Linked DNA regions of Homo sapiens: region 2 is linked to region 1. A link is an interaction called in ENCODE POLR2A ChIA-PET data of the cell type or tissue named here. Cell type or tissue: PC-9. All regions are shown on one strand. Each heading gives the region's core, and the rest is flanking DNA. Links, peaks and the distances in the headings are about the cores only.

What was found. Peaks named below come from ENCODE experiments on the same cell type or tissue, not always from the same donor. Only the 100,000 strongest peaks of a DNase experiment are listed, where the experiment ranks them.
Region 2: POLR2A ChIA-PET joins it to region 1 with 5 read pairs; 7 of 35 experiments call an interaction of 5 or more read pairs at or near these places.

The regions. Positions count from the first base shown.
Region 1 is chr6:37,974,600-37,990,667 of GRCh38, reverse strand. The region is part of intron 2 of ZFAND3 (zinc finger AN1-type containing 3); the gene reads right to left. Among named protein-coding and RNA genes, the nearest start is that of ZFAND3, 160 kb to the right of the region's middle. In PC-9, for the core only: no CTCF peak of the experiment used is centred there; no DNase peak of the experiment used is centred there; H3K27ac peaks cover 421 bases.
Region 2 is chr6:37,802,288-37,818,355 of GRCh38, reverse strand. It overlaps ZFAND3-DT (ZFAND3 divergent transcript), which reads left to right. Exons shown (of 2, transcript XR_007059569.1): 2 at 1-2,042. Among named protein-coding and RNA genes, the nearest start is that of ZFAND3-DT, 9.1 kb to the left of the region's middle. RefSeq lists a cis regulatory region at 11,612 and an enhancer at 11,528-11,697. In PC-9, for the core only: no CTCF peak of the experiment used is centred there; DNase peaks (open chromatin) are centred at 9,975 and 12,725.

The DNA of each region.
Region 1 (16,068 bases), core at 3,305-11,304:
TTATACTGATTATATTTTAAAATATTTCATGTATGTTGTGTTAAAATTATTCATTTATTTTGCCTTGTTTTGATTTTGCTTATATGGCTACTAGAAGTTTTAAAATTATGTTACATATTTTTATTGAGCAGCACTGGGTCAGACACACTCTAACCAAAAAGAGAGCTCAGTAAAAGCACCAGCAACTCATATTTATTAGGAGCACTTGCCAGGTTTCAATTATGTGCTATTTCAAATACAGTATTTCTCTTTAGTCTTCACAGTGGCTCTAGGAAGTACATACCCTGGGTTCAAAGAAAGCAAACTGTGGCTTGAGGGGAGGGGGAATATACACACAAAAGTACCCCAAATCATAGCCTAGTAAATACCAGAACAGAAATTTGAATGCAAAACTCTCATTCCAGAGCTTAAGCTCAGAACCCCTAGGCCAGTGATTCTCAAAGTATTGTCCAGGACTATCACCATCACCTGAAAACTTACTAAAAACGAAAATTCTCCAGCTCTTACCCAGACCTAGAGAGTCAAATTCTGGAGGTGGGACTTACTTAGTTAACAGTCTATAGTTTAACAAGCCCTCCAGATGATGCTGATTCAGCCCTAAAGTTAGAGAACCACTGTCCTGGGCTATACCAGTAACAGCCAACGAAATCCTCCCAGAGGATAAATATAAGAAGCATGAGACAAGGCTCGTCTCCGTTATGGTATCTTTTCTTGAAACTCTTCGAGAAAACTGCTCCATGTCCCAGATCAGGTGAGCACTGTGCCTCTGGCTCTGCATCCTAACTTTCTAGAGTATTACTTCAACAACCTTCTTCTAGAAACAGCATTTCATTTCATTAACATCCAGATGGATTCCAGATTTAAATGCAAATAAAATCACAAAAACTAAAATCACAAAAACTACCGTGCCAGCCAACACTGGCTTCTTGGCTGTTCCTGAACCCATCTTGGAACACTCCCAGTTTCATGGCCCTTGCAATTGGTGTCACCTCTGCCTAACACTCTTTCCCCAGATAACTTATGTGGCTTGCTCTTTATCTATTGCTACGGACTGAATGTTTGTGTCCCCCCAAAATTCGTATGTTAAAGCCTATTCCTCAATGTATGGTATTAGAAAGTGGTGACTTGTGGGGCTATTTAGGTCATGAAGGTAGAGTTCTTACGAATGGGATCAGTGCCCTTATAAAAAGAAACAAGAGAGCTGATCTCTTTCTCTCTCTCTCTGCCATGTGGACACAGCAAGAAGGTGTCTGTAAACCAAGGAGAGGGTCTTCACCAGGAACCCAACAATAGCCAGCATGTAATCTTGGACTTCCCAGCCTTCAGTAGTATTATGAGGAATAAATTTATTGTTTTAGCCACCCAAACCAAGGTATTTTAAGATAGAGACTTTGCCAGTTTTATTTTCTGCTATATCCCTATGCTAGGATAGTACCTGGTATACCTTAAATGTTCAGCTAGGCTGGGCATGGTGGCTCATGCCTATAATCCCAGCACTGTGGGAGGTCAAGGCAGGCAGGTCACCTTAGGTCAGGAGTTTGAGGCCCGCCTGGCCAATATGGCAAAACCCTGTCTCTACTAAAAATACAAAAAATTAGCCAGGCATGGTGGCAGGTGCCTGTAATCCCAGCTACTACTGGGAAGGCTGAGGGAGGAGAATTGCTTGAAACCGGGAGTGGAAATTGCAGTGAGCTGAGACCGCACCACTGCACTCCAGCCTGGGTGACAGAGCAAGACTCTGTCTCAAAAAAAAAAAATTCAGCTAAATATTTGTGGAATGAATAAAACTAGACCCTTAAAAAAACATGCGAACAAGCACACCACTCAGGAAGCTGCTCTCTGCTCTATTTCTGGAGACCAAAAGAGTCCCTAACATAGAGCAAATATTCAATAATGTTGGAAGGAGGGAGGAAAGGAGGAGCTAAGAATCTAAGTTAAGGCCACATCCTTAAATAACCAACAGGAACAAGAGGAACCAGAAGAACTATGAAGACAAATCAATGTAAGATATTTGTTTTAACTCAGAATGAGGCTGGCTTCAAAGACAGGGAGCCAAATAAGCATTTAGGAAGCAATATATTTTAATTTTGCAAAACAACAAAAAACAGTAAGCTTATAAACAGAAGCTTTACTGAGAGAAAATGAACAGCTTGAACTACATGGGGGAAAATAATGCATAATGTCAGGAATTGCGAGATACAAAGACAAAATAAAAATTTTTAGAGCAATGACATTTCTGGCAGATGAGGAAAAGTTTGCAATAGATGTAGTGAGATACCACAGCAAGGACAAAGTTTGGCAGGAGTAAAAGCATAAAGGTCAAACTGGAGATACATATTGAGACCACATATTTACACAGCTTACTAGGAAAGCAGCATTGAAGTTCATATGCAGTGATACAGAAAGAATCCTATGTGCTTCCACAGTTGTGAGGAAAAAGCATTAATCACACAGGCCAATGGGGTAATAATAATGCAGCTGTGTAAAGGCAAAGATAACGTTACTATAGGAACTTTGCTTCCAGTTTTTTCTACTTATTGGCAAAATTAATATTTTCTTCTAAGGAAGCATTAAAAACTTTTTTTAAAAAATTTAATTCACACAATATTTCCTTCTAACTGCAATAACTTTAACCAGCAGTTTTTAAAGCATGCTTCTGTAAGAGTAAGAATATGCAAGTAATTAGTTTAGTTCTGGACTTGCCTGAGAAACTCAGAATTTATTCCCGGAAAATACTAAATCTATTCAAAAGAGCTTATTTTAAAGAGGATATTTCATTTTGAAGGCATGTCCAACAGTAATAATGCAACTTTCTAAAGAAAGGGCAGCTGAGACCAAACAAACCATGACCGAGGGTCACTACATCTGTGCCACTTTCCAGTGAGGAGAATTGGCATGTCACCCCAACCTGAGTATCTGGCTCCTGCTCCTCTCCCCTCTCTCCATCCTGATTCAACAAAGTGCTAGCAAATGATCTCAGAAATTCTGTGGCAGAACAGCAGTGCTTACACAGGGGTTAAGATTTAGAGTCACTAAGTCTGGGGCAGGGCCAGGGTATTTAAAGTTTACAAAGGTTCTGCAGGTGAGTTGGAACAACCATTTGAAAGGGTACAATCACTTCACTGAGATGCCTACTACATTTTTAGATTTATAGATTCAGATTTATAGTCCCACTAACACACACAATTATAGGTATCATCATCTTTATCAGAATAATTCACTCCAGGGTCTAAAGTTTCTATAAAATGAATTCTATGCCTACTACTAACTTCTTATTTGATTGTAAACATTTTTGGTTAATACTCACCAATTGAAAGAAATGCTAGATATTGTTACTAGGAGGACTTCTTGAGCAAATTCAAAACTGAATCATTTTTTCCAAAATCTAGAAATGTATTCCTCTGAACATCACCACCCGCAACCTCTGACTCATCAGATCACAAAAATGAATTTCTCTCATGCTGAGAGTTCCACTGGCCACTCACTTCTAACTCCACTCCTTTGTTCTGAGTTTATAATGTTTTCTAGAACTGGGATTAAATTTCACACTTTACAGCAGGTAACACAATCTGATTCAAAGTAAAGTCCCACTCCAGCCTAAATATTCTTAAATATTTTCAAGGCTATTAATTCTCAGAGATAAATCATTGCCCTATATTCAGGAAATGTAAATTTTGACACTGATAAGTTGTGGGCTATCTGAATGAGTCCATGTCTTACTTATCTTTGTATTCCCTGTGCCTGGAACATTTAGTAAACATTCTAGATTTTTTTTTTCCACTGACATAGTTGTCACTTATTAGGTTGGTGTAACTGTGGTTTTAATAAAGTATTAATTGCTTTTTAATACTTAGGCTTCTTAATGAGGGGAAAATATGCTCCTTCCTGGTTAAGTATGGATAGTTAAATAATATAACAATCCTCCCTTCTTCAGAGACTCATCCTTTGCTATAATGATTAAACTTTCCTAAATAGAGAAAGAAGACTAAATGAACTGCGAAAATGCGAAAATAAATACATAAATGATTTTAAAAGCCAGGTCAACATAAAGCTGGACAGACGGGGTTGGGAGGTAGTCGGGTTTTCACTAATTAAACGCTTATTTTTATCCACTAAACTAAGGATAAAAAAACCAACAAATGTCACAAGAAAACTGGTGGTTAGTTCTTCACTCCCCAAGGAAGATGTTTCTTTGCACAGCAGGTACTGGTAGTGGCTTACTGAACATAATTTCTGGTGCCTATAACATGCAACCACTGCCACCACCCCAAAAATCCATTCAAATACTCACCTAGGTAACAGCTGGTGAATCCCATGAGAGCTCAGTCACTTAACAGACCACAAACTCAAATGTCTAAAGGATAAGGCAGGTAATGTAAGTGAGTAAAGTAAGCTAGGCTCAGGACAACAGGCAGTAGTTTAGACTGGCAAACTCAAGGATACCTGCCAGTCTAATGGGCAATATCTACTCAACTCCTGCCAACCAGAGCCACAAAGAAATGTAAAAAGAAAAAAAAAATTATATTTTGTAAAGAGAACCCAAACTCAGAATTTATGTGACATCTCCCCTACTTTGAAAACACTGCAGGCCAAATCAAACGTATCTGCAGACAATGTCTACTTTTGTGTTTTCCTTTTAAAATACAAATGTCCCTGAGAGAGCTGGTTATCTGTTTCAGTCTTGGGACAGCAACAAAATGCTTTTAGCACAGGAGGTGCTTGATAAAGACTTGTTAGATGGATGGATAGATCTGAGATTACAAAATATTTCAGGCATAAAAAGAGACTAGAATAATAAAAGCAAATTCCACATAGCTTCACAATTTGACAAACATCTGCCTCTCCTGTCTCATCTACCTCTTCTAACTTAATTCTCCTTTATCTATTCCTCTTTTTACTTTTCAACTACATGTGCTTTGTATGTTGGTGGCACTGTGAACCTTAAGTAATAACACCAACCTAAACTTTACTTATTGTTATTTTTTTTTGGAGACAGGGTCTCACTGTGTCACCACACTGGAGAGCAGTGACACAATCTTGGTTCACCGCAGCCTCAACCTCCTGGGCTCAAGCAATCCTTCCACCTCAGTCTCCTGAGTAGCTGGAACCACAAGCACGTGCCACCAGGCGTGTGTGGGGGTGTGTGTGTGTGTGTGTGTGTGTGTGTGGAACCACAAGCACGTGCCACCAGGCGCATGTGTGTGTGTAGACAGGGTTTCACCATGTTGCCCAGGCTGGTCTCGAATCCCTGGGCTCAAGCTATCTGCCCGCCTCAGCCTCCCAAAGTGCTTGGATTACAGCCATGAGCCTAGGTTCTTAATGTATCAGTATTTGTTAAACTGAGTTATTTCATTACAAAGAAATGTTTGTTTTATTTTATTTTTATTTTGCTACGTTGCCCAGGCTGGCCTCAAACTCCTGGACACAAGTGATCCTCCTATCTCAGCCTCCTAAGAAGCCGTGACTACAGGCACATGCCACTACACCCAGCTGAAATTTTATTTTATAAAAGAATTCCCTTGAGTATCACATTCCTCTAGTGCCTTACATACCTGATGCTCAATAAACACTCATTGCCTAGTTTATAGATCTTTATTTAATAAACTAAAGACTGAGAGAAACTAAAACTAAAGTACTGGAAGTCTTATATCATTGAACAATTAGAAATAAAACATCCCTTTTTAATTTTTTCAGACATTTTTCACATTCAACTTTTTGAGACTGCTGAAAAAAGTATAACTGCTGCAGTAGCCCCATGAACACGTAACACATACAGCAATGACCTCTCTGATAATTAACAGACTAAGTCCTAGGCTTCCATAGTCTCAAAAGGGAGATGCAATGACAACAGCTACAACTGGCTCATTCCACTAGTTCAGACCAGCTTAGCTGGATCTAGCTGAAACTTGCCTTAGCCTCTAGACGAGTAGCTCACTCTTATAGATGAGAGTACTGGACACCTGGATGCTGGAATGTAGAAGTCCACTGGGCTTCAGTAGAAGTTTTAAATAAATCACTTTTAAGACAAAAGTTTCTGCCAACTAGCTTTTAGCACTGATACACTGCTTTGTTCAAATTATGTAATCATATACAATTTAAATGTTTTCAGAAAGTACCATCTTCACATCCTACCATCAACTATAGAGGAACTCACAAGGGAGTGACTGTTGTTCAAATTTTTAGTTTGCTTTCTAGTACCACCTGAGGGAATGTGAAAGCTAAGACTGCACATCTGAGCCCCCATTCCAACCCATGGCTCTGCCACTGATAATATACTCCCTCTTCTCATATGTACAACGGGAAACCTGGACAGTTTTACCTTTAAAGCTCTTAACACTTAGTTCATCTGACTCAATTTTTGTTTTAGTTTCTTTCTCAGCAGTTCTAACTAATTGTAAGAATTGGCATTTCATGACCTTTATACTTTTGAGTCACTGCAAGAAATTTCATGCTCTATCTTGCAATTACCATATTGGTCCAATAGACTCACTTTATAAATATAAGACACATTATGGAAGTTTAGCGATCTTATTTTTCCTATATCTTGAAACATGTTAACATTTCATCATCCAGATAGTTTACCACTACTCATCAATTATATCCAACTGTGCTTTCAAAAAGACTATAACCCAAAAAAGAAAAATGATGGAATCACCTACAGTGAAGGATGATGCAATCATGAAATAAATAATTATCCTTCAGCTTTTTTCATTGCACTGCCCAAAGTAAGTCACGTGTTGCTGAACAATGGGGTTATCTTTTGAAAAATGCAATTTCATTGTTGTGTGAACATCATAGAGTGAACTTCCACAAACCTAGATGGTATAGCCTACTACACACTTAGGCTATATGGTATAGCCTATAGCTCTTGGACTACAAACCTGTATAAGCATGTTACTGTACTGAATACTGTGGGCAATTATAAAACAAAGGTATTTGTGAATCTAAACATATCTGAAAACAGAAAAGGCAGAGTAAAAACACCATATAAAAGATAAAAAATGGGGCCAGGGGTGGGGGGTGGCTCACGCCTGTAATCCCAGCACTTTGGGAGGTCAAGGCGGGTGGATCACCTGAGGTCGGGAGTTCAAGACCAGCCTGACCAACATGGAGGAACTCCATCTCTACTAAAAATACAAAATTAGCCGGGTGTGGTGGTTCATGCCTGTAATCCCAGCTACCTGGGAGGCTGAGGCAGGAGGAGAATAGCTTGAACCCGGGAGGCAGTGGTTGCAGTGAGCTGAGGTCACACCATTGCACTCCAGCCTAGGCAACAAGAGCAAAACTCCATCTCAAAAAAAAAAAAAAAAAAAAAAAAAAAAAAGATAAAAACTGGTACACCTGTATAGGACACTTACCATGCAGGCAGCTTACAGGACTGGAAGGTGCTCTGGGTAAGTGAATGGTCAGTAAATGTGAAGGCCTAGCACATTACTGTGGGGTTTATAAACGGTACACATGGTACACCAAATTTATTGTTTAAAATATTTTTTCCTTCTACTTCTAAACTTAGCTCACTGTAACTTTTATATTATAAAACTTCTGAATTTTTAAAACCTTGGACTCTTTTGTATTAACATTTAGCTTATAACACAAACACAATGTACAGCTGTACAAAAATATTTTCTTTATATCCTTATTCTATATGCTTTTGTCTATTTTAAAACATTTTTATTTTTTGTTTTACTTTTTAAACTTTTTGTTAAAAACTGCAACACAAACACATACATTAGCCTAAGTCAACACAGGGTAAGGATCATCAGCATCACTGTCTTCCACCTCCACAAGGATTTTTTCCTACTGGAAGGTCTTCAGGGGTAGTAACAGGTATAGAGCTATCATCTCCAGTGACAACACTGCCTTCTTCTGGAATACCTCCCGAAGGAGTTGCCTGAGGCTACTTTACAGTTAACTTTTTAAAAAAATAAATACCATACTCTAAGGATAGATAGCATAATAAATACATAAACCAGTAACATAGTCATTTCTTGTCATTATCAAGCACTATGTGGTGTACATAATTGTACTGGCTATACTTTTATACAACTGGCAGCACAGTAGATATACTTACACAAGCATCATCGTAAACACATGTGTAATGTATTGTGTTAGGATGGCTACCACGTCACTAGGCAATAGGAGTTTTTTCAGTTCCTCTATAATTTTATGGGACCACTGTTGCATATGTGGTCTGCCCTTGATGCAAACATTGTTACACATGACTATATTTGCATCATCTTTCACCCTCTAGAAGGCTGCTCCACTGCTTATGTCATTTACAAATATAAAAATATATATAATTGGCTACATTTTTATTGCACAACTGTGAAAGGAAAATATATCTCGGGACCCCAAAATCACTAAGCCAAAGGAAAAAGTCAAGCTGGGAACTGCATATGGCAAACCTGACTCTTATTCTATCCCTAAATAAGATACATACAAAGATTAAAAAAAAAAAAAGCTACATACCTCCCTCACCATTTGCCCACAAGGAAATTCCTTGTGGACAAAGGACAGACAGAAGACAGAACTCAAAGTTGTCCCTCTGCTCACATGAGACAAACGCACATCTGATTGCTTCCTTTGCCCTATTGTTTCACTAAGCCAGACTAAGGCATAAATGACTATCCTTGTAAATGGCGTATTCTGTGAAACCTTAATCAGAAACTCAAAAGAATGAAACTGTCATTTACCTGCTTATGACCCAGAAGCCCTCTCCCCACTTTGAGTTGTCCAAACTGAACCACTGTAAATCTTACATGTACTGACTGATGTATCATGTCTCCTTAAAATATATAAAACCAAGCTGTGTGTGCCCTGACCACGTTGGGCACATGGCATTAGGACCTTCCAAGGCTTTGTAACAGGTGCATCCTTAACCCTGGCAAAATAAACTTCCTAAATTGAGACTTATCTCAGACACTCTTCGGTTTACACAACTCATGTTGACCTTCTACAAGGAAAAATTTTTTAAATAATATTATTTCCCCACAAGCCACCACCCAGAGTCAAACACTATATATTTTGGTGTTTCCCATCAAAAACATACACATATATATTTACATATTACAAATTTTAAATTTAGAATTTATAACAAAACTTACTGAGAATTCCATGATCCTCCCACAGTAACAATGAGCATTCTAAAGCACCTACCTAACCATGACCAAAAATCACAATACCCTAAGATCTCACTACAGTGGTCACAGACATGAAGCTGATGATCCTGGCTTCAATATGGGTGAAAACAGTTATTTTTAAAAGAGAATATTCACAGAACAGCATCACTTAGTCCAAATCTGAAACAAAGATAACAGCTGTCTTCTCATTCCAGAGTCCTGAACAAGGTCGTACTGTGATTTATAACTGTTGACCTCACCATGTTGTAGTTTTTGTTTAAGTGCCCCAAATGTCTTGAAATACAAGAAACACGCTATTCCTATGAAGAAAATACCATCCTAAGTCAGCCAAAATTGTTCTACCTATACATCTATCACCACAAGCATCCCTATCAGCCTCTAGGCTGGAACTACCAGCTAGGTATGGTTGCCTTAGGCTCAGACCACTGATTCCTCATTTCCCTTTTAGGAAACTCAGTACTTTAAATGTACCCCCTGCTCCTTGCTATGTTCTCCTGGTGCCCTCAGAAGTATATTCCAATTGTGCTTTTTTGTGCACAAGAACAAATAGAAAGCAGAGAAATAAATTCCCATTATAAATTTTCCAGCAGGAATCTACTTCACCAAGCTAGGTACTGCTTACCCTACAATTAATTTTAATATTGCAGCAGGGAAGGCTTTTTTCCTTTATGTTTTAATCTGGGGACAAGAACAAATCCAGTAATAGAACGTCAACATTAATTTGAGGGGAGATGAAAAATGACTTAATAACACTGCAGCAGGATTAATATTGTACGATAGATCATGAAGTCATAAAACTCTTGACAAATTCATTTTTGTATCACTGTATATTCTTGCTAATAGGGCAGGGCATATCTGAAAAGCTGTTAATACCTTACTGCACAAATGCCGATCAAATTGTACTGCAAGGGGATGTATTGTGCAGGAGGTGGAAGAAGAGAATTGTCCTCACCCATTGCAGTTTGCAGTTAAATGCAGCAGAAAGAAGAATAAGGGTAGAGTGGTTTCAAGCAGGAAGCTAATACTTGCTTCAAATCAAGTGATACAATTCAGAAAATGAGTTGATGGTTACCAGGAAAACAAATTGGAAAACAGATCAGCAAATGATACAAGAGAGATTTTACCCAAACAGCTCTAAACAAGGCACCAAGCCAAGAGGCCAAATAGGGAAATCTTTGCCTAGTCTGACACAAAAGCAGCTACTACAAGGTCCTTAAACAAAATGTACATTAAAAACAACTACATCCAAGCGAGGCAGGTTAACAGGGACTGGATTTCTCTTCCTGCCTGAAACAAAAACAAATAAAAACAGACAAAAATTACAATTTTCATGACTCTGGATATCTAGCAAAAAAAAAAAAAAAGACAGTGACCTCTGAGAGATGGGAAACAAAGGAGACCAGCCCTACAATTGTCTTGGCTTATTGCCTTGAAGAGAATTACTGGGCCATGGAACAGAGAAGGGAACATGAAGTGGAGTACAGCAGTAGCCCTGGCTTGGTAGGCATGTAACCTGTGCAGCTGCAGCTCCGAAGGGTGCAGTGCTTGGTTTAATGATCTGATTAAAATTAGAATTTTAAGAAACTAAATAATTTTTTAACAAAGGCTCACATTTTCATTTTACACTGGGCCCTGCTAATTATATAGCTGGTCCTACTCAGCAGATGTGGTAAGTTGAGGAAATAAGCTAAGAGGCCTGATGAGAACAAAGCAGCTAGAGTTCACAGAACAGAAAAACACACAAGGAAGAGTTATATATCAGGAGAGGATCCTGATTATTCAGCCAAGTACAGGTCAGCACATGCATACGAAAAAACTATCTGATGCCAGGCAAAGAACCATCGTAATGGATTGTTTTGACAGGGCTTGAGACGCACATAGACAGGGCAAGGAATAGTGCCTGTGCCCAATGTCAGACTGGAAAAACTCATAATTCAGGAGCATTGCATAGAGTACTCAAGAAGGTTTTATCTTGGAAGTAGAGAACAATTAACTCTACATTGAGCACCTCTCCAAACCCACTTTTAAACACACACACACCATAAAAGCACAATTCCAAAAGACAAAATTGCTTCCAAGTAACTTAACTGCATCTTCGAACAAAGCTCAAGATTTGTACATTTACAGAAATACATGGCACCCAACAAAGTAAATCTCACAGTATCTGCCACCCAAACACAGATAATCAAATACACAAAGTTGTAAGAAAACTTGACCCACCATGAAAAGAATAATCACAACCAACTCAGAACTGACAGAGGTGTTGAAATTAGCAGAGATGGATATTAAAACACCACCACAGCAGAATTTGCAGGCTGCCACTGAAGCAGTAACGAGGTGAAAAATTTTAGCATTAAATCTTTATTAGAAAAGATTTCAAATCAATAAACTCAGTTCCCACCTTAAGAAAGAAAATAAGAACAAATTAAACTCAAAGTAGAAGGAAGGAAATAAAGATTAAAGTGAGAATTCATGAAACAGAAAAAAGCCATGAAACCCAAAAGAGGGGTCTTTGAGATTATCAATAAGTTGATAAATGTCTAGCCAGACTGACTAGAGAAAAAAAAAAAAGACACAAATTATCAGTATCAGAAATGAGAGGTGTCTTCACTACAGTTTTATGCATATTAAAAGCATAAAATGCTGGCCAGCCTGGCCAACATGGTAAAACCCCATCTCTACTAAAAATACAAAAATTAGCCCAGTGTGGTGGCCGGCGCCTGTAATCCCTGCTACTCAGGAGGCTGAGGCATGAGAATCACTTGAACCCAGGAGGCAGAGGTTGCAGTGAGCTGAGACGGATGAAATGTTATAAACAACTTTATGCCATAAATACAAGTTAGAGGAAATGGACAAACGCACTAAAAGACAAGCTCACTCAAGAAGAAATAGATATTCTGAATAACCGTGTATCATTATCAAAGAAATTGCATTTGCAGTTAAAACTCTCTGACAAAGAAAACTCCCTGTGTAGATGGCTTCATTCATGAATCTCATCAAACATTTAAAGAAGAAACAACAGCAACTCTAAACAAACCCCTAACAGAAAATTAAAGAGGAAGGGAATACTTTCCAACTCATTCTATGAGTTCAGAAGTACTCTAATAACAAAACCAGACAAAGACATTACAAGATAAAACTACAGACCAACATCCATGATGAAATGTAGATGCAAAAATTCTAAGCAAAATTTTATCCAAAAATAGAATGTATCACAACCAAACGGAATTTATCCCAAAATTGTATGACTGCTTTAACATTTGAAACCCAACCAGTGTAATTAATTCACTATATTAATGAATTAAAGGAGAAAAACAACATGATCTCAACAGACATAGAAAAAACATTTTACAGCCAGGCACAGTCTCAGTTCGAGACTGGCCTGACCAACATGGTGAAACCCTGTGTCTCCACTAAAAATACGAAAATTAGCCAGCCATAGAGGTGGGCACCTGTAATCCCAGCTACTGAGGAGGCTGAGGCAGGAGAATCACTTGAACTCAGGAGGCGGAAGTTGCAGTGAGCTTGAGATCAAGCCACTGCACTCTAGCCTGGGAGACAGAGTGAGAAGGAAGAAAGGAAGAAAGGAAGAAAGGAAGAACGGAAGAAAGGAAGAAAGGAAGAGGAGAGGAGAGGAGAGAAAGGAAGGAAGAAGGAAAGGAAGGAAGGAAGGAAGGAAGGAAGGAAGGAAGGAAGGAAAAGCATTTTACAAAATTCAACATTCATTCTTCATTTGAAAAAAAAAAAAAACAAAAAACTCAGCAAACCAGAAATAAAAGGGGGCTTCCTTAACCTAATCAAGAGCATCTGTGAAAAACCTATAGCTAATCTCATACTTACTGGTGAAAGACTGAAAGCTTGCCCTCTTAGATCAGCAACAGAAAGGGACGTTTGCTCCCACCACCTCTATTCAACATTGTAGGCTGGGTGCAGTGGCTCATGTCCGTAAGCAATCCCAGCACTTTGGGAGGCTGAGGCATGCGGATCACTTGAGGTCAGGAGTTCAAGACCAGCCTGGTCAACATGGTGAAACCCCCGTCTCTACTAAAAATACAAAAATTACCCAGGCGTAGTGGTGGGCACCTGTAATCCTAGCTACTCGGGAGGCTAACGCACGAGAATCACTTGAACCCGGGAGGCAGAGGTTGCAGTCAGCTGAGATCGTGCTACTGCACTCCAGCCTGGGCGACAGAGCGAGACTCAGTCTCAAAAATAAATAAATACATAAATAAATAGTACTGAAGAGTCTAACCAGTACAATCATGTGAGAAAAGAAATACAGTTATACGACGTAACACAACATTTCAGTCGATGACAGACCACATATACAATGAGGGTCCCATAAGATTATATTTCTACTATACCTTTTCTACTTATGTTTAGATACTAAAATATTTACCATTGTGTTACAATTGCCTACAGTATTTGGTGCAGTATACTCTATGATGTTAGCACAATGATGACATTGCCTAACAATGCATTTCTCTGAATGCATCCTCACAATTAAGAGACACATGACCATAAAAGGTATCTAAAGTGGAGAGAAAGAAGTAAAACTGTCTTCATTCACAAACATCATGATTGTCTGGTGATATGGTTTGGCTCTGTGTCCCCACCCAAATATCATCTAAAATTGTAATCCCCACGTGTCCCCACCAGGAAGGGACCTGGTGGAAGGTGACTGGATCATGGGGGTGGTTTCCCCCATGCTGTTCTCATGATAGTGAGGGAGCTCTCACAAGAGCTCATGGTGTTAAAGTGTGGCCCTTCCTCTTTCTCACCTGCCACCATGTAAGACATGCCTCACTTCTCCTTTGCCTTCCACCATTATTGTAAGTTTCCTGAGGCCTCCCTGTTCATGCAGAACTGTGAGTCAATTAAACCTCTTTTGTTTATAAATTACCCAGTCTCGGGTAGTATCTTTTTTTTTTTTTTTTTTTTTTGGAGACAGTGTCTCACTCTGTTACACAGGCTGGAGTGCAGTGGCGCAATCTCGGCTCACTGCAACCTCTACTTCCGGGGCTCAAGTGATTCTTCCACCTCAGCCTCCCAAGTAGCTGGGACTATAGGTGTGTGCCACCATTCCCAGATAATTTTTGTCTTTTTTTGGTAGAGACAGGGTTTCACCATGTTGGTCAGTCTGGTCTCAAACTCCTGACCTCAACTGACCCACCTACCTTGGCCTCCCAAAGTGCTGGGAATACAGGCATGAGCCACCACGCCTGGCCTCTGGTAGTATCTTTACAGCAGTGTGAAAATGGACTAATACATCTTTATAGAAAACCCAATGAATAAATAATAAAGTTACTATAACTAATAAGTTTACCAAGTTTACAGATACAAAATCAATATATGAACCATCACATACTATTTTCAAAGGTTAAATACCCTTTAAAGTAGCATCAACAATATTAACTTCTTAGAGATAAATCTGACAAAACATGTGAAAGACCTATACAACAAAAAATATGAAATTTTGCTGAGAGAAATTAAAGAAGGCCTAAAGAGAGATCACTTCTATCATAGATTGAAAGACTCAACATTGTTAAGATGTAAATTTTCCCGTTAATCTACACATTCACAGCAATCCCAACCACAAATCCAGCAGGATTTTTGGGAGAAACTGACAAACTGATGCTAAAACTCATATTGAAATAAAAAGGGCCTAGAATAGCCAAAACAACTCTGAAAATAAAGTTGAAGGATTAACACTACCTGATTTCAAGAATTATTATAAAGTTTATGTAATCAAAAGAGGTATTGGCATAAAGCAGACAAACAGATCAATGCAACAGAATATAAACTCCAGAAAAAAAACCCCCACATATATGGACAACTGACTTTTGACAAAGTCCCAAAGGCACTGCAGTGTGAAGAAAGATAGCCTTTTCAACTACTGGTGCTTGAAAATAATAAACTCAGATGTATACCTCCATATCATATATAAAAATTTACATAAATCATCAGTATAAATATAAACCCTGAAACTATGAAACTTCCTGAAGAAAATGCAGAAAAAATATTTAAAAGCATAAAGAACAAATGGATAAACTGAACTTCATTGAAATGAAAAACTTCTCTTCAAAACTCACTGTTATAAAAAAGACAAGTCAAAGAGCAAGAAAAAATCTTTGCAAACATAAATATGAAAAAGATTTGTATCCAGAATAAAGGATATTAATAGTATCAGTAACAAAAGAAAAAAACCCAATTTAAAAATAGGCAAAAAAATTTCAACGGTTGAACAAAGAAGATACATGGATGGCAATAAGCTCATGAAAAGATGCTCAATGTCATTAGAGAAATGCAAATTGTAACCATAATGAGGAATCAGTACACACCTATTAGAAGGTCTAAAATTAAAAAGACTAACCATACTAAGTGTTGGTGAGGATATGGAGGAACTGAAACTTCCATACACTGCTGGTAGGAATGTTGAACAATATAACCACTTTGGAAAAGTTTGGCAGTTTCTTAAAAAGTTAAAACATACAACCTATGATATGATCAGCCATTTCATTTGCAGGCATTTACCCAGAAGCAAAGGAATATACATCCATATAAAGACATTTATGTGATAGCCAGACATAGTGGCACACATCTATATTCCTACCTACTTGGGAGGCTGAGGTAGGAGGACTACATGAGTTCAGGAGCTCAAAGCCACCAAATGTCCATCAACTAATAAATGGATTAGGCAGTCTGTAGTACTACCCACATAATGGAATACTACTTAGCAAAAGAAAAGAATGAACTATTGATATAGACAACAACATAGATGAATCTCAAAATATGCTGAGTGAAAGTAGCCAGACCAAACAAGAGTATATATAGTTGGTCATGGTGGCTCACACCTATAATTCCAGCACTTTGGGAGACCAAGGTGGGACAATCGCTTGAGCCCATGAGTTTGAGACCAGCCTGGGCA
Region 2 (16,068 bases), core at 5,192-13,191, 170 kb after region 1:
GTCGGGTATATCAGAGCCTCAGAGAGACTATTACCTAGATTAATTTGATTACCAAATGTTGCTATCTTATTTCTTTATATACCAAATCACATTTCTGTTTGTGCATACTGTGTGGGTTTGTTAACATTGATGTTTATTTTGGCCTCTAAAGAGCAAGGATCGCATTTAGCTTAATATGCCACAGATGCTGTTGATGGTGAAGTTAATGATTGCAAAAATCAAGCACTTAAAGCCAAAACACCCTAAAATGTGAGTGCTGATTTATTATGCACAATGTTTAGTTTTAATTTGGTGGATTTTCCAAAGCCTTCAATAAGTATATCTGTAAGAAAGTGCATAGAAAAAGCCGGACGCTGTGGCTCACGTCTGTAATCCCAGCACTTTGGGAGGCCAAGACGGGTGGATCACCTGAGGTCAGGAGTTCGAGACCAGCTTGGCTAACATGGTGAAACCCCGTCGCTAGTTAAAAAAAAAATACAAAAACTTAGCCGGGCATGGTGGCACGCGTGTAATCCCAGCTACTTGGGAGGCTGAGGCAGGAGAATCGCTTGAACCCGGAGGGCGGGTGTTGCAGTGAGCCGAGATCATGCCATTGCACTCCAGCCTGGGCAACAAGAGCGAGAGCGAAACTCTGTCTCAAAAAAAGAAAGAAAGAAAGAAAAAATGCATAGAAAGGATAAAGCCATACAGCACACCTTGCTCTCATTGGATTCATATTACCCTTAAATCTTCATTTAAGCCGACATAAAATTCCCACATGCGTGAGATACTTAACAGCCTTTGAGTTTAACAAAGATTAAGTGGGATTATCTCTCTTGGCATCTTGATGATTTTCTTTTATGTACAGAAAAGGAAACTCGACAACTAAAAGGAGAATTCAACATAAAAAGTGATTGTCATTTTCCAAACTGCTTTCCTGTTTGCCAGTTATTCAACAAACATTTATTCAGTACCCAGTATACACAAGGACTTTGCTAAGCACTCTGGAGACTAAAAGGATTAATAAAATGTAGCATTCACCAGCAGGTCCCTACATATAATGTAGATAATTTGGTTCCAGTCTTCCTCTCAGACTTCATTTTCTACTCTTCTCTATTCACTCTGCGAAGCAGACACTAGTTGCCATTCCTCAAATACCTTGCTTTCCCACATCTCCATTCCTTTGTCCTCCTGTTCCTGACTGCTTCAGCTGCCTTTTCTCTTTATATGTATACACACAACACAAGGAGATAATCTTATACAACCCAAGGACACAGAGAGCAGTAAGATCGCATGAAGGACTGAAATAGGTACCTAATACATCAACAGGAAGCCAAGTGTTTGGTTTTTTTCGATATCTTTTTCTCTCTGGTTACAGGTTCTTCCATCTCTGCTTCTCTCTACAAAGCTGCTTTATAATCTCGGCAGAGCTGTTTTCACTGCTTTTTTGGGAACGTAATCCAGGTTTACCCAGCCTCACTTCAAGAACAAACAGAGACTAATTAGTATCTATGAATCCCAATCCCCAGGAGAAAGAAACTGATTGGTTCGATTTATGTCCGCTTGTGTACTCTTGGTACAATCACCTTTGACCAACAGGGCAGTTATGTAGTCAGGTCTTTTTGTTTTGTAAAGCAGACATGGCTGCCAGAACCCCATCTTTGTAGGCTATGTTCTCAAAGTTATGTACTTGGCAAAGATTCCAAAAAATGTCCACCACAGACCATAAAGGAGTAAATTGCAGCTGAACTTCAAAAGCATAAAGAACAATTGACATGTTAAGGATTTTCAACAGACTGACTCCTACTTAAACAAATTCAGACCTGAATTTAAATGGAACTCCTTCAAAGAAGTCATCCCTGACCCAAGCCCCAATCAAAATTTGGTGGCCCCATTATTATCTTACATGGCACTCTTTTTCTTTATAGTACCTATCATAGTTTAAATATGTATTTGTGAGTCTCCTCTCCAAAAATCATGTCTGTTTTGTTTACTGTGATATACACAATACTCAAGGTGCATTTGGGAGGCGTTCAATAAATGTTGTATGAATAAAAGCACAATAATTTGTTAGTCAATGTGAGACCCACAAATGGATTGGAGTCATAGTTAGACAATCCTGGGGGAATGTCTTAGTTACCAACCCACCCTCCCTAGAAGACATTGAAGCTCTCTGCTTTTTTTTTTTTCTGACCTCATTCATCACAAGGCTGCCAGCTTTTTTGTCACACTGAAGTTGTATGAGATGAGACAGTATTTAGCTGCTGCTTATGACGTTCCTAGCCAGATAACTCTTTACTCTTAGTTCCCAGTGTCTCTATCTATAGAGCCCTTGATCCAATTCCTATAACAAGCCCACTTAGTTGACTGAAAGCTCAGAGAGGACATAAAATTTCAGGGCATCATCAAATTAGGGGAGCAAAGTGTGGGGGTAATTGGCAGAGTGCTTTTGTCGTAATTGTCTTGACTATTTTCTGTCGTGTATTATGTTCCAGATGAACCTGTGATGTGACTCCTGGGAGTAGTTTGCAATCACCATTGGCCCAAAAGGAGCCATCTACGTGCTCAGTGGGGTCTAGTAAAGGATAATATTAATTCTTCAGCAGCCAGAGCTTTTGAAGTAGGAACTGAGGGTGTATAGAAAAGAGCCTGGTATGATTCAAGGTCAGGAGCAAACAATGGCTGCCTTCTTGGTAAGAATTCAAAAGACCTACTTAGCCCTGGAAGACTTTACCAAAAAGAAGGGACTTGTAGAGACCTGAGAGAAAGCAGATGATCCTCCACTCTAATTCTAATCCCTACCCTTGAAACTCACTCTCAGTTCAAAACTTGTCATCATTATAATCCATCCTAACCTAGTATTAGCCCCAATGTCCAATCCAAACTCTAGATTTAATTCTAATCCTAATATTATCTGTAAAATTTAATCTCAGTTCCCAACTCTAGTTTTATGAGCTTAACAAAGGCTCTTTGCCTTGCCACTGAGTTATTTTCCCTAGCTCCTTTTTCTTGGGTCCCTTGACCCTGACTGACGAATGAGAGCAGAGAACCCTATAACATCCTGGACCTCTGGAGAGAATGAGAGCCAATTTCAATAATCCAGGTTGGATCCAAGGCCTTGGGCTGCCAGGAAAGAGAAAGTGGGGCATCTGTGACCAGAGCAGGAGGCAGAGACCCTGCCCAGTCACATTTCTTGTTGCCTAATTCAGGGACTACTAAGCCTCTGAAAGTCCAGAATACATGCACTCCAAGTCACCTATGTAGACTCAGGAATGTGAGGTACAGTTGGCCTACAGTGGAAGACCTGAGACCCCTCTGCAAAACAATATGGTTAGATTAGACGAGTGACCCCTCTGCAAAACAATATGGTTAGATTAGACGAGTGGCTTTTACGCTATGTTCTCAGAGAGCAAGAATTCTGAGTTTTGCTCTCCTCTTTCATTTGAATTTGGCTTTCCAAGGGGATGAGAAATTTTTTTTCAAAAGGCATTGAACGAGATCCTCTCTAAGGTTCCTTCTGGCCCTTGAGTTTTCTGATGTGCAGTTGATTCTTTTAGTCACTTATGGTCCAGTTGGCATGGATAAACTCTCAGAGCCAAGGGAAAAGAAGGGCAACCAAGCATACCATCTCCAGCCTGTCTCAGGAAACTAAAAATGAATTAAATAAAATGAAGAGTGCGACGGGGAGAAAGGGAGGAGGGGAGAAAATGCTGCCATTTCACGTCCCATGTTCCTCACGTTCATGAAGCAATTGCTGATTTCCCTGCTGCTCACACCCATCTTGGTGTGAAATTTGATTTTGCTGACTTTTAAATTTATTTTCAAGAATGGAAATAATTGTTTTTCCTAGAAATACTTGACCTTTGTGGGGAAAAAGAAATTCAAACAATGAGAAAGCAGAAGTCCTCCCTAATACCATCGTCCTCTAGAGATACCCTTTGCTAACAGTTGGTATATAGCCGTCTAGGCTTTTCATTTGTGTATGGTCATATAAATGGAATCATGTAACACATAGTATACTCTAGCTGATTTTTTTTTAACTTTGAAATAAGTCACGTACATCTTCCATATATAGTTCTGCAGTATAGTCTTTTAGTTAGGGTTCTCTAAAGAAACAGAACCAATGGGAAATTATATATGAGATTTATTATAAGGAATTGGTTTACACAATTATGGAGGCAGAGAAGTCCCAAGATTTGCAGTGTAAAGGCCTGGGAACCAGGAGAATCCATGGTGTAAGTTCTAGTCTGATTCGGAAGCAGGAGAAGATGGATGTCCCAACTCAAAGGCTTTCAGGCAGACAGCAAATTCTTTCTTGCTTAGCCTTTTCTTCTGTTCAGGCCTTCAATAGGCCTGCCCATCTTGGGGAGGGCAATCTACTTTACTCAGTCTACCATTTTGTTTTAATTCATTCAAACTGCTATAACAAAATACCATAAGGGCCAGGCGCGGTGGCTCACGCCTGTAATCCCAGCACTTTGGGAGGCTGAGGTGGGCAGATCACGAGGTCAGGAGATCAAGACCATCCTGGCTAACACAGTGAAACCCCGTCTCTACTAAAAATACAAAAAATTAGCCTAGCGTGGTGGCAGGCGCCTGTGGTCCCAGCTACTCGGGAGGCTGAGGCAGGAGAATGGCGTGAACCCAGGAGGCGGAGCTTGCAGTGAGCCAAGATTGCGCCACTGCACTCCAGCCTGGGCGACAGAGTGAGACTCCATCTCAAAAAAAAAAAAAAAAAAAAAAAAACCATAAAGTGGGCAGCTTATGAACAACAAGAATTTATTCCTCACAGTTTTGGAGGTTGGGAAGTCCAAGATCAAGCCACTGGCAGATTTGATCTGATGAGAGCCCACTTTCTGGTTCATAGATGGTACTTTCTTGCCATGTCTTCATATGGTAGAAGGGGCAAATGAGCTCCCTTGGACACTAATGCCATTCATGAGGACTGTGCCTTTATTATCTAATCATCTTCTAAAGGGCTGTACCTCCTAATGCCATCACCATGGGGATTAGGAGTTCAACATATAAACTGGGGACTATGTGTGTTGGGGGACACAAGTATTCAGACTGTAGCAAATGTTAATCTCAACCTCAAAGATGCACCCATAATAATATTTAACCAAATATCTGGGTACTGTGCAGCCCAGTCAAGTTGACATGTAACATTAACTATCACACTAAAATCATGGGCTCCAAACTCAGGCTGCCTAAGTTCAAAAGTCAGGCTGCCTAAGTTCAAATGTGGGCTCTGCCACCTACTAGCTCAGAGACTTGAGGGAAGTTACTTAGCTGGTCTGTGTCTTAGTTTCCTCATCTGTAAAGGAGGCATTTGTAATGAGCTGTGGTTTTTATCTGCCTACTTCTCCCTGCTCTTCAGGGGTGCACACACTCACTGGTTTCGTCAGGGAGCCCTATCCTTCTGGACACAGGAATTGGGATTGGCTCAGGGAAAGGCAGGGCCCTCCCTAGGGTGACTTGTGAGCTTTGTCTTCTGAGATCAAGTGTCCCAAAGACCATGTAAGCCTGGAGCTGCTGAAGGACCTACCATCTGTAGTGAGGCTGCCTGGGGAATCGAGCCCACAGAAGGGAAAGAAGAGAGTTGGAGAGAGAGAGACTAAATCATCACAACGTTGTCTAAGTCCTTCAATCCAACTAAGTCTGACGCCAGAGCTACCCTCTGGACTTTTCAGTTACATGGGCCAATAAATTCCTTCTTTTACCTGCACAATTTAAATTGAGTTTCATTATGTTCCATGAGAAAATCCTGACCATCCCTAGTAGTATCTACCTATTTCATAGGTTTATTGTGATGATTAAAGTATATAATCTGTGAGGAAATCTTAGCGTAGTATGTAGTGTGTAGTACAAGCTCAGGCCGGGCATGGTGGCTCACACCTGTAATCCCAGCACTTTGGGAGGCCTAGGCAGGCAGATCACTTGAGGTCAGGATTTCTAGACCAGCCTGGCCAACGTGGTGAAACCCTGTCTCTACTAAAAATACAAAAATTAGCCAGGCATGGTGGCGCACACCTGTAATCCCAGCTACTTGGGAGGCTGAAGCAGGAGAATCGCCTGAACCTGGGAGGCAGAGGTTGCAGTGAGCTGAGATTGCACCACTGCACTCCAGCCTGGGCCACAGAGGGAGACTCTGTCTCAAAAAAAAAAAAAAAAAAAAAAAAAAGCTCCATAAACACGTGCTATTGTTATTATTATTTGTTTCTTTTTAATGGCTACTGACTATTGTATGGGTGAATTATTTAAAGAATCTCCTCTTGATTCATTTCTCTCATTGATTCATTTGCTTTCATTTATTCATTCAAAAGACACTTACTGAGCACTGTATTAGGCCGTTGTTGCATTGCTATAAAGAAATGCCCGAGACCAGGTAATTCATAAAAGAAAAGATATTTAATTGGCTCATGGTTCTGCAGCCTGCATAGGAAGCATAGCATCAGCATCTGCTCAGCTTCTGGGGAGACCTCAAGGGGCTTTTACTTATGGCAGAAAGTGAAGCAAGATCAGGTACTTTACATGGTGAAAGCAAGAACAAGAGAGAATTGGGGGACAGGGGAATGCCACACACTGTTTTTTTTTTTTTTTTTTTTTGAGACAAGTCTTGCTCTGTCGCCCAAGCTGAAGTGCAGTGGCACGATCTTGGCTCACAGCAAGCTCTGCCTCACGGGTTCACACCATTCTCCTGCCTCAGCCTCCCGAGTAGCTGGGACTACAGGTGCCCGCCACCATGCCCAGCTAATTTTTTGTATTTTTCATACAGACGAGGTTTCACTGTGTTAGCCAGGATAGTCTCGATCTCCCGACCTCGTGATACGACCGCCTCAGCCTCCCAAAGTGCTGGGATTACAGGCGTGAGCTTTCCACTTTTATAAACAATTTTACAATGAACATCTTTGTCCATTTGTCCTATTAATGTCTTAGATAAATTTTTTAGGAAAAGAATTTCAGGCCGGGCACGGTGTTTCATGCCTGTAATCCCAGCACTTTGGGAGGCCAAGACGGGCAGATCATCTGAGGTCAGGAGTTCGAGATCAGCCTAGCCAACATGGTGAAACCCCGTCTCTACTAAAAATGTAAAAATTAGCTAGGCATGGTGGCAAGTGCCTGTAAATCCCAGCTACTTGGGAGGCTGAGACAGGAGAATTGCTTGAACACAGGAGGTGGAGGTTGTGGTGAAGCGAGATCAGGTCATTGCACTCCAGCCTGGGCAACAAGAGCGAAACTCCATCTCAAAAAAAAATGGAAGGCTGGTTGGGCGCAGTGGCTCATGCCTGTAATCCCAGCACTTTGGGAGGCCGAGGTGGGCGGATCATGAGGTCAGGAGATGGAGACCATCCTGGCTAACACAGTGAAACTCTGTCTGTACCAAAAATACAAAAAATTAGCCAAGAATGGTGGCACATTCCCATAGTCCCAGCTATCCGGGAGGCTGAGGCAGGAGAATCGCTTGAACTCGGGAGGTGGAGGTGGCAGTGAGCCGAGATTGCACCACTGCACTCCAGCCTGGGTGACAGAGCAAGACTCCGTCTCAAAAAAAAAAAAAAAAAAGAATTTCAATGCCACTTAACGTTCATTGTATATGGCCAAACTTCCCTCCAGAAAGCTCATACCAATTTACACTCCCTCCAATAGTGAATGAGAAAGCAGATTTCCCCATACCTCCGTAGCCTGGAGATATCATCATTCTCTTTAATCATTGCCAATGCAAAGGTAAAAAATGGCACATAATAGATGTTTTAATTTGCATTTTGGGAGTTATTAATGAGGTCTGGGTTTTTTAATGTATATAAATATACCATTTGAATTTGAATTTACTTTTATATGGCATTATCTGTTTATGTCCTTTGTCCGTTTTTCTACAGGAGCTTTTTTTTTTCTTATTTAGCTTAAGATATTAATGTTGGTTTATTTTATTTTATTTTATTTTATTTTATTTTATTTTATTTTATTTTTTGAGACAGAGTTTTGCTCTTATCGCCCAGGCTGGAGTGCAATGGCACGATCTTGGCTCACTGCAACCTCCGCCTCCTGGGTTCAAGCGATTCTCCTGCCTCAGCCTCCTCAGTAGCTGGGATTACAGGCGCCTGCCACCACACCTGGCTAACTTTTTTACTTTTTGTAGAGACGGGTTTCACCATGTTGGCCAGGCTGGTCTTGAACTCCTGACCTCAAGTGATCCGCCCACCTCGGCCTCCCAAAGTGCTGGGATTACAGGCATGAGCCACTGCGCCCAGCCATTAATGTTGGTTTTAAGAATATTAACTCATTGTCATATGCACTGCAAATTCTTTCTCTGTCATTTGTCTCTTAATTGTATCTAGGAATTTTGATTTTCTTTATTATTATTATTATTATTATTATTATACTTTAAGTTTTAGGGTACATGTGCACAACGTGCAGGTTTGTTACATATGTATACATGTGCCATGTTGGTGTGCTGCACCCATTAATTCGTCATTTACATTAGGTATATCACCTAATGCTATCCCTCCCTCCTCCCCCCACCCCAGAATAGTCCCCAGTGTGTGATGTTCCCCTTCCTGTGTCCATGTGTTCTCATTGTTCAATTCCCACCTATGAGTGAGAACATGAGGTGTTTGGTTTTTTGTCCTTGCGATAGTTTGCTGAGAATGATGGTTTCGGAATTTTGATTTTCAAGATATCTAAAATGCAGTTGAAATATGTGAATTAACCTTGGCTAATGTTTGAATTGCCTACATGGGCACTCTTTTTTAAGTCCTCTATTTGTTGCTTAAAGGCAAAAAAGAAAAGGAGAAAATTAAAGGGGGAAAGACAGGATATTGCAGGGATTGGGGAGCAGGCAGCTGAGAGAAATCTTGCCCCCACAGCCTGCCCCATCCCACCTCATCTCAAGCGGGCTCAGCTTAGAGACCAATAAATGGCCAAGAACTTCATGAATTGGCCCAGCCCATCAGGCTTGATGCCAGCCCTGAGCTCCCTGGGGTGAACCATCCAGGACACGTGCCCCAGCCTTCCCCGTTCTTGTCTAGAGGTTTTAAAAAAGCAGCCAGAAGCCACAGCCAGGCTGCCATGTAACTCTGAGATCCCAGAGACTGGCCTGAAGTTTTTTATCAAGTCCCTTGCTTGTTTGTACAGATCATTTCTAGGGGTGAATGCACCATGTGTGGCTGGGATGGACTCCAAGAACTGACTCGAGGAGAAGAACCAAGGCTGTTTGTGAAAAAGAGAGTTTTAGGATAAAACGGTTAGAATTCATTATTAGGGTGAAATTAGGGAAGGAGCCAGAGTTGGGGAGGTTGGGCTTGAGAGTCAGGAGTAGACATTTGGAATGCCAGACAGAATTAGTGGCTCAAGGAAAGGCTTATGACCTGGAAAGAAGCTCAGATGTACAGGATGAAGTCGAAAGGTTAAGACTGGTGTATTCATTGCCAGGCGCGGTGGCTCACGCCTGTAATCCTAGCACTTTGGGGGGCCCAGGTGGGTGGATCACGAGGTCAGGAGATCAAGACCATCCTGGCTAACACGGTGAAACCCCACCTGTACTAAGAAAACTTAGCCGGGCGTGGTGGCAGGTGCCTATAGTCCCAGCTACTCGGCAGGCTGAGGCAGGAGAGTGGCATGAACCTGGGAGGCAGAGCTTGCGGTGAGCCAAGATCGCGCCACTGCACTCCAGCCTGGGCAACAGAGCGAGACTCAGTCTCAAAAAAAAAAAAAAAGATTGGTGTGTTCGTTTGGGTTTCCCCAGAAGCTGAGCCTGAGATAAGGATTGAGGGGTACAGAGAACACAGCTGGGGATGGCAAGGTGGCCAATAAAGGGTGTATCATCGAGCCAGTTATCATTGGGAGTGACTGTGCAAAACCTCACATTAAAGCCATCCCATCTGAGGAGTCGGGGGAGGTGGCACACTGAGTTTTATATACCCACTTCCATCAATAGTTGACATAGATCATTGCACTTCAGCCTGCCTTTGCAGGCAAAACAGGCTTCTCTGGTTTCAGAGAAAACCCTCAGGCAAAGACATGCAGAGACGGGCCATTGGAATTTGGTGGGATCACTGAAGTGGTAAGGGCTGAGGGATACGGACCAGACTGGCATCTACAGTGTCTCCTATACCTGGAGACAATGTGTGTGTGTAGATTTGAGAGATGTGATATTTGCTAAAATTATCCAGGGGTTTCTTCCTAAGGTCATGATTAATCAGGTAAGGCTAGTTGTCTTCTGATTAGGAGTAAAGGAGCAGACTTGAGGTTATAACTGAGATTAGAGAATTAGAGTTCTAGTACCAGCACTCAGGATATTCATCCTGCCCCAAGTTGCACAGCTTGGTAAGCCACACAGGTGGTGAACCAGGGCAGGATTGGGACCTCCAAAGCCCAGTAAGAGGATAGAGGGCAAGATGGCCTGTTATAGGGAGGGCGGTTTCTGCAGGATCCTTGCCGCCTGCAACTCCTTCCCCGGCAGCCAGGAAACTGGGCTAGAAGGAGGCTGTGCAGCTGCCATCTGTTCTCCCGGCTCAACTGCCTGGCAACTGCCTGCCCATATCTGCTCTCTGCTCTGGAGGAGGAGGCATTCCTCCACGGCCCATTGGGCAGGACGAGGAGCTGTGCCCTTGCCAAGGCTGCACCACATGATGGATTCAATGATGATGACTTTCTGATGTGGGGGCTGCTCAGTCATGTAGCAGACCCAATCCCATCTGGTGTATGTTCTTGAAAGGGCTGCTGGAAGAAAAAATCCACATACTGCTCATGCTGGTGGGAGGGTGTGCGTGTATACACATGTACAGGAGGAGTGTGTACACACAGGTGTGAGTACACAGGTGTGAAGCTAGATGTGTTTATATATGTGCATGCGCACGCACATACGGGGGAAACATGAACATTGAGAATTCAAAACTATTGCGTTCAATTTCCTTCTCAGAGATCATTGAGCAAATAAGTCCTTAATAATTAATAATGCTTCTGTTTTTTAAATGCTTTCCACATGGAGTAACTTAGTAGGTGCTTTATACACTTTGGTTATTGTAGTTAATATAAATCTTACAAGTGCCACTCAAAAGAAATTTTATCTTCTTTATGCTACAGATGAGAAACCAAAGTTTGTGAGGCTAAATGAGCTGTCCAACACTCAATTCGTAAGTGGCAGAGCCCGGTTTCAAGACCATGTCTCTTATTCCACAGTACATGATATTTAATTTTCATCCTCTCCTAAATCTTCTCAATGAGAATGAACCAACAAACTACAGCTACACACAACAATAGGAGTGATTTGCATAAAATTAATGTTGAGCAAAAGAAGCCAGACAGAAAAGAATACCTACTACACGATTTCATTTATATCAAGTTCAAAAACAGGCAGAACTAATCTATGATATCAAGAGTTAGGAGAATGGTTAGCCTTGCAAGGGGCAGGGAATGACTGGAAGGGGACACTGGAGGGACTTGTGGGGGGCTAGTAATTGGTAATATTTTCTGTCACCCAGGCGGGAGTGCAATGGTGCAATCACGGCTCACTGCAGCCTTGAATGCCCTAGCTCAAGTGATCCTCCTACCTCAGCCTCCCGAGTAGCTGGGACCACAGGCATGGACTACTATGTCAGGCTAATTTTAAAATTTCTTTTAGAGATGAGATCTCACTATGTTGCTCAGGCTTGAACTCCTGGGCTCCAGCAATTCTGCATCCAGTCGGTAATATTGTATTTCTTGACCTGGTGCTAGTTACATGGGTGCATTAAGTTTGTGTGAATTCATTGAGCTGTGTAGGTATGGTTCGTACACTTTTCTGTATGAATGTTTCATCTCAGTAGGAGTTCAAAATGAAAAGAAAAACCTTGCCAGGTGCTGAGAGGAATTTAGAGAAAGAAAGCACCACTGGGCCTACCTTTATGGGGCTTCTCTTCTAATCACGGGGACATAGTCTGAGCCTCAGGAAGTTTCTAGGCTGTGGAGTAGAAAGTCTTGAGGTCAGTGGACTCTGAGCTGAGTGTTCCAGGGGAGCTTACAAGGAGAATGAGAAGTGACAAGGAGAGTTAAGTGTAAAGACTGGGCCACCAGATGTGGTCAATATGCAGTGGCCAAGAGAAGATAGCAGCATGGACACCCCAGCTGGATCCTCTACTCCCTGTGGGATGTAGGGAGAACTATTCAACCCCTCAGAACCTTGGTTACCTTCCTTGTGCAATGCAGTCACTGGTAGTAAAGGCTCTTTGAGGACTAAATGACACTATATAGTTAAAACACCTGGCACAGAGCATGGTACATGGCTGGCATTCAAGTAAAGATGTGTTTGGAAAGTGGAAGAAAAGATGCTCTGGAATCTGAGAGCTTCCTCAAATATCAGAAAGGCTGGCAGGTGGAAGATGCCTCACCCACACTGGATAGCTGCGTGGCCAGAACGAAGTGATTTATTACCCATGGGGTGGGACCTGGTCTGTGACGGGCAGGCTGGCACAAGGTTGGTGGCAGCAGCTGGGACTAACTGATAAGCTCTACAAGTAAAATCCCTGGGCTGGGTGCAGTGGCTCACACCTGTAATCCCAGCACTTTGGGAGGCTAAGGCGTGAGAATTGCCTGAGCCCAGGAGTTCAAGACCAGCCTGGGCAATATAGTGAGTCCTCATCTCTACAAAAAAATTAATGAATAAAATAAAGAATTAGCTGAGTGTGGTGCATACCTCTGGTTCCAGTTGTGGTCCCACCTACTCAGGAGGCTGAGGTGGGAGGATCCCTTGAGCCTAGTAGGTCAAGGCTGCAGTGAGTCATGATGTTGCCATGCACTCCAGCCTGGGTGACAAAGTGAGACCCTGTCTCCAAAATAAATAAGTAGGCTGGGCGTGGTGGTTCACGACTGTAATCCTAGCACTTTGGGAGGCCGAGGCAGGTGGATCATTTGAGGTCAGGAGTTCGAGACCAGCCTGGCCAACATAGTGAAACCCCATCTCTACTAAAAATACAAAAATTAGCTGGGCATGGTGGTGGGCGCCTGTAATCCCAGCTACTTGGGAGGCTGAGGCAGGAGAATCACTTGAACCTGGGGAGCAGAGGCTGCAGTTGAGCTGAGATCGCACCACTGCACTCCAGCCTGGGTGACAGAGTGAGACTCCATCTCAATAAAGAAAAAATGAAAATAAAATAAAATAAATAATAAATAAATACAATGAAAGTTTCCCTGAGAGAGATCCAAGAAAAGGGACCCAGGAAAAGACATAGGCTTAGGGGAGTGAGGACAGTTTCCCAGGTTGGTAGCCCACTCAGAACTCTGAGGGAGAGCAGTCTAATTTTATAGAGGCTTATGAAGCTGTGTGCTGTGCGGTGGGAGTTCTTTCCCTATGAAATTGTTTAGAATCCACCCCTCAATTTTTTCCCAAAAAATACAGAGACTGATAGAATTTGTTTTGAAAACTTGAAGGGACCTAGTTTGGCCAGACTGAGTGAGTATCAGCAACCTGAAGACAACTGACAGATGAGTTGCCTAAGAAAACTTCCTGACTCATCTCCAAACTCAAATGCCAAATACCCAAAGAAGGTTTATTTCCCAATATTCCTCTTAGAATTTTGCACTTTCTTGTTCATGCTCCATACTGTACATATTGCATGGCCCACGGGAACTGGTGCATGAAAAACAGCCTTGCATGAGTTATTTTCTGCTTATAACAGACACCCCAAAAAACAGTGGCTTAAGCACAACAGCAGTTTATTTTGGTTTCATTTTTAAAAAGTCCAGCTGACACAGTGATGGAGGCCACAGTGGGCTATGATTGCATTATTGCACTCCAGTCTGGGCAGCAGAGCAACACTCTGCCTCTAAATAAATACATCAATAAATAAGCAAAAAAGAAAAGAAGTCCATAAAAACTCATGCTTCAAAAGATGCCATCCAAAAAATGAAAAGACAAGCCAGAGACTGGGAGAAACTTATCCAAGAAGTACACACACACACACACACACACACACACACACACACACACACACTTGAAACTCAATAATAAAAAGACAACAATTAAAAATGGACAAAAGGGACGGGCACAGTTGTTCATGCCTGCAATCACAATACTTTGGGAGGCTGAAGTGAGAGCATTGCTCGAGCTCAGGATTTCGAGATCAGCCAGGACCACATAGTGAGATATTGTCTCTGCTAAAAATCAAAAAAATTAGCCAAGCATGGTGGCATGCACCTGTAGTCCCAGCTACTTGGGAAGCTGAGATGGGAGAATCATTTGAAACTGGGAAGCCAAGCCTACCATGAACTGTGATCATACCACTGCACTCCAGCCTGGGTAACAGAGTGAGACCTTGCCTAAAAAACAAAACAAAACAGACAAAACATTTGAATTGATAATTCACCAAACAAGGTATATAAATAGCTATTAGGCACATGAAAAGATGTTCAACATCATTAGCCATTATAGAAATGCAGATCAAAACTACAGTGAGATATCACTTCACATCCACTGGAATGACTGTTACCAAAAAGACATACAGTAACAGGTCTTGGTGAAGATATGGAAAAACTGGAACCCTCATCTAGAATGTAAAATGGTAGGAAACTTCACGTGGAATGTAAAATGATAGGAATATAAAATGGTACAGATACTTTGGAAAATCATTTGGCAGTTTCTTGATAGAGTAAACATAAGTTTACTATACCAGCCAGCAATTCCACTCCTATGTATCTACCCCCCAAGAGATATGAAAATATATTCTACACAAAGACTTGAACACAAGTGTTCATATCAGTGTTATTCATAATATCCCAAAGTGGAAAAAACTGAAATATTCATTAACGTGTGAATTGTATAGCCATACATTGGAACACTATTCAGCAATAAAAAGGACAAAAGTCTGGGTGCAATGGCTCACGCCTGTGGTCCCAGCATTTTGCCAGGCTGAGGCAGGCAGATCGCTTGAGCCCAGAAGTTCAAGACCAGCCTGGGCAACACAGGGAGATCTCATCTCTACAAAAAATACAAAAATTAGCTGGGCATGGTGGCACGAACCTGTAGTTGCTGCTACTTGGGAGGCTGAGGTAGGAGGATCACTTGAGCCCAGGAGGTGGAGTCTTCAATGAGCTGAGATCATGCCACTGCACTCCAGCCTGGGCAACAGAGTGAGACCCTGCCTCAAAAGAAAAAAGAAAAAGGAGAAAAAGCACAGATACATGTTAGAACATGAATGAACCTCAAAAACACTATGCTTAGTGAAAGACCACATATTGTATGATTCTGTTTGTATGAAATGTCCAGAAGAGACAAATCCATAGAGGCAGAAAGTACATTTGTGGTTACCAGTGACTGGGGGTGTGAAAAGAAATGAGGCCAAATGGGCAAAAGATTGTGGTGAGGGTTGCACCATTCTGTAACTTTATAAAGTCATTCCTGTTGTTCCTTATTTTTTGTTTGGGTTTTTGCTGTCGTTGTTGTTTTAGAGACAAATCTTGCTTTGTTGCAGACTGAAGTGCGTGGCTCACTGTTCCCTCAAACTCCTGAGCTCAGGGGATCCTCCCACCTTAGCCTCTTGAGTAGCTAGGACTCCTGGCATGTACCACTATGACTGGCTAATTTTTTAATTTTTTTTTAGATACAGGCCCTTGCTATGTTGCCAAGCTGGCCTCAAACTCCTGGCCTCAAGCAATCCTCCACCTTGGCCTCCCAAAGCACTGGGACTACGGGTGTGAGCCACCATGCCCAGCCAATTTTTGTTTGCTTTTATTAAAGTATAATGTATTAGGTCAGTGCAAAAGTAATTGCAGTTTTTGCCATTATATGCAATGTCAAAACCGCAATTACTTTTGCACCAACCTAACACATACAAAAAAGTGCACGTCTAAAATGTACAGCTTGACTTATATACAGAAACACACAGAGACCACACCTCTGTATAACCACCACCCAGGTCAAGATGGTGAACATTTCCGGCTGGGCGCGGTGGCTCATGCCTGTAATCCCAGCACTTTGGGAGGTTGAGGCAGGTGGATCACCTGAGGTCAGGAGTTCGAAACCACCCTGGCCAACATGTTGAAATCTCATCTTTACTAAAAAATACAAAAATTAGCCGGGCCTGGTGGCAGGCGCCTGTAATCCCAGCTACTCAGGAG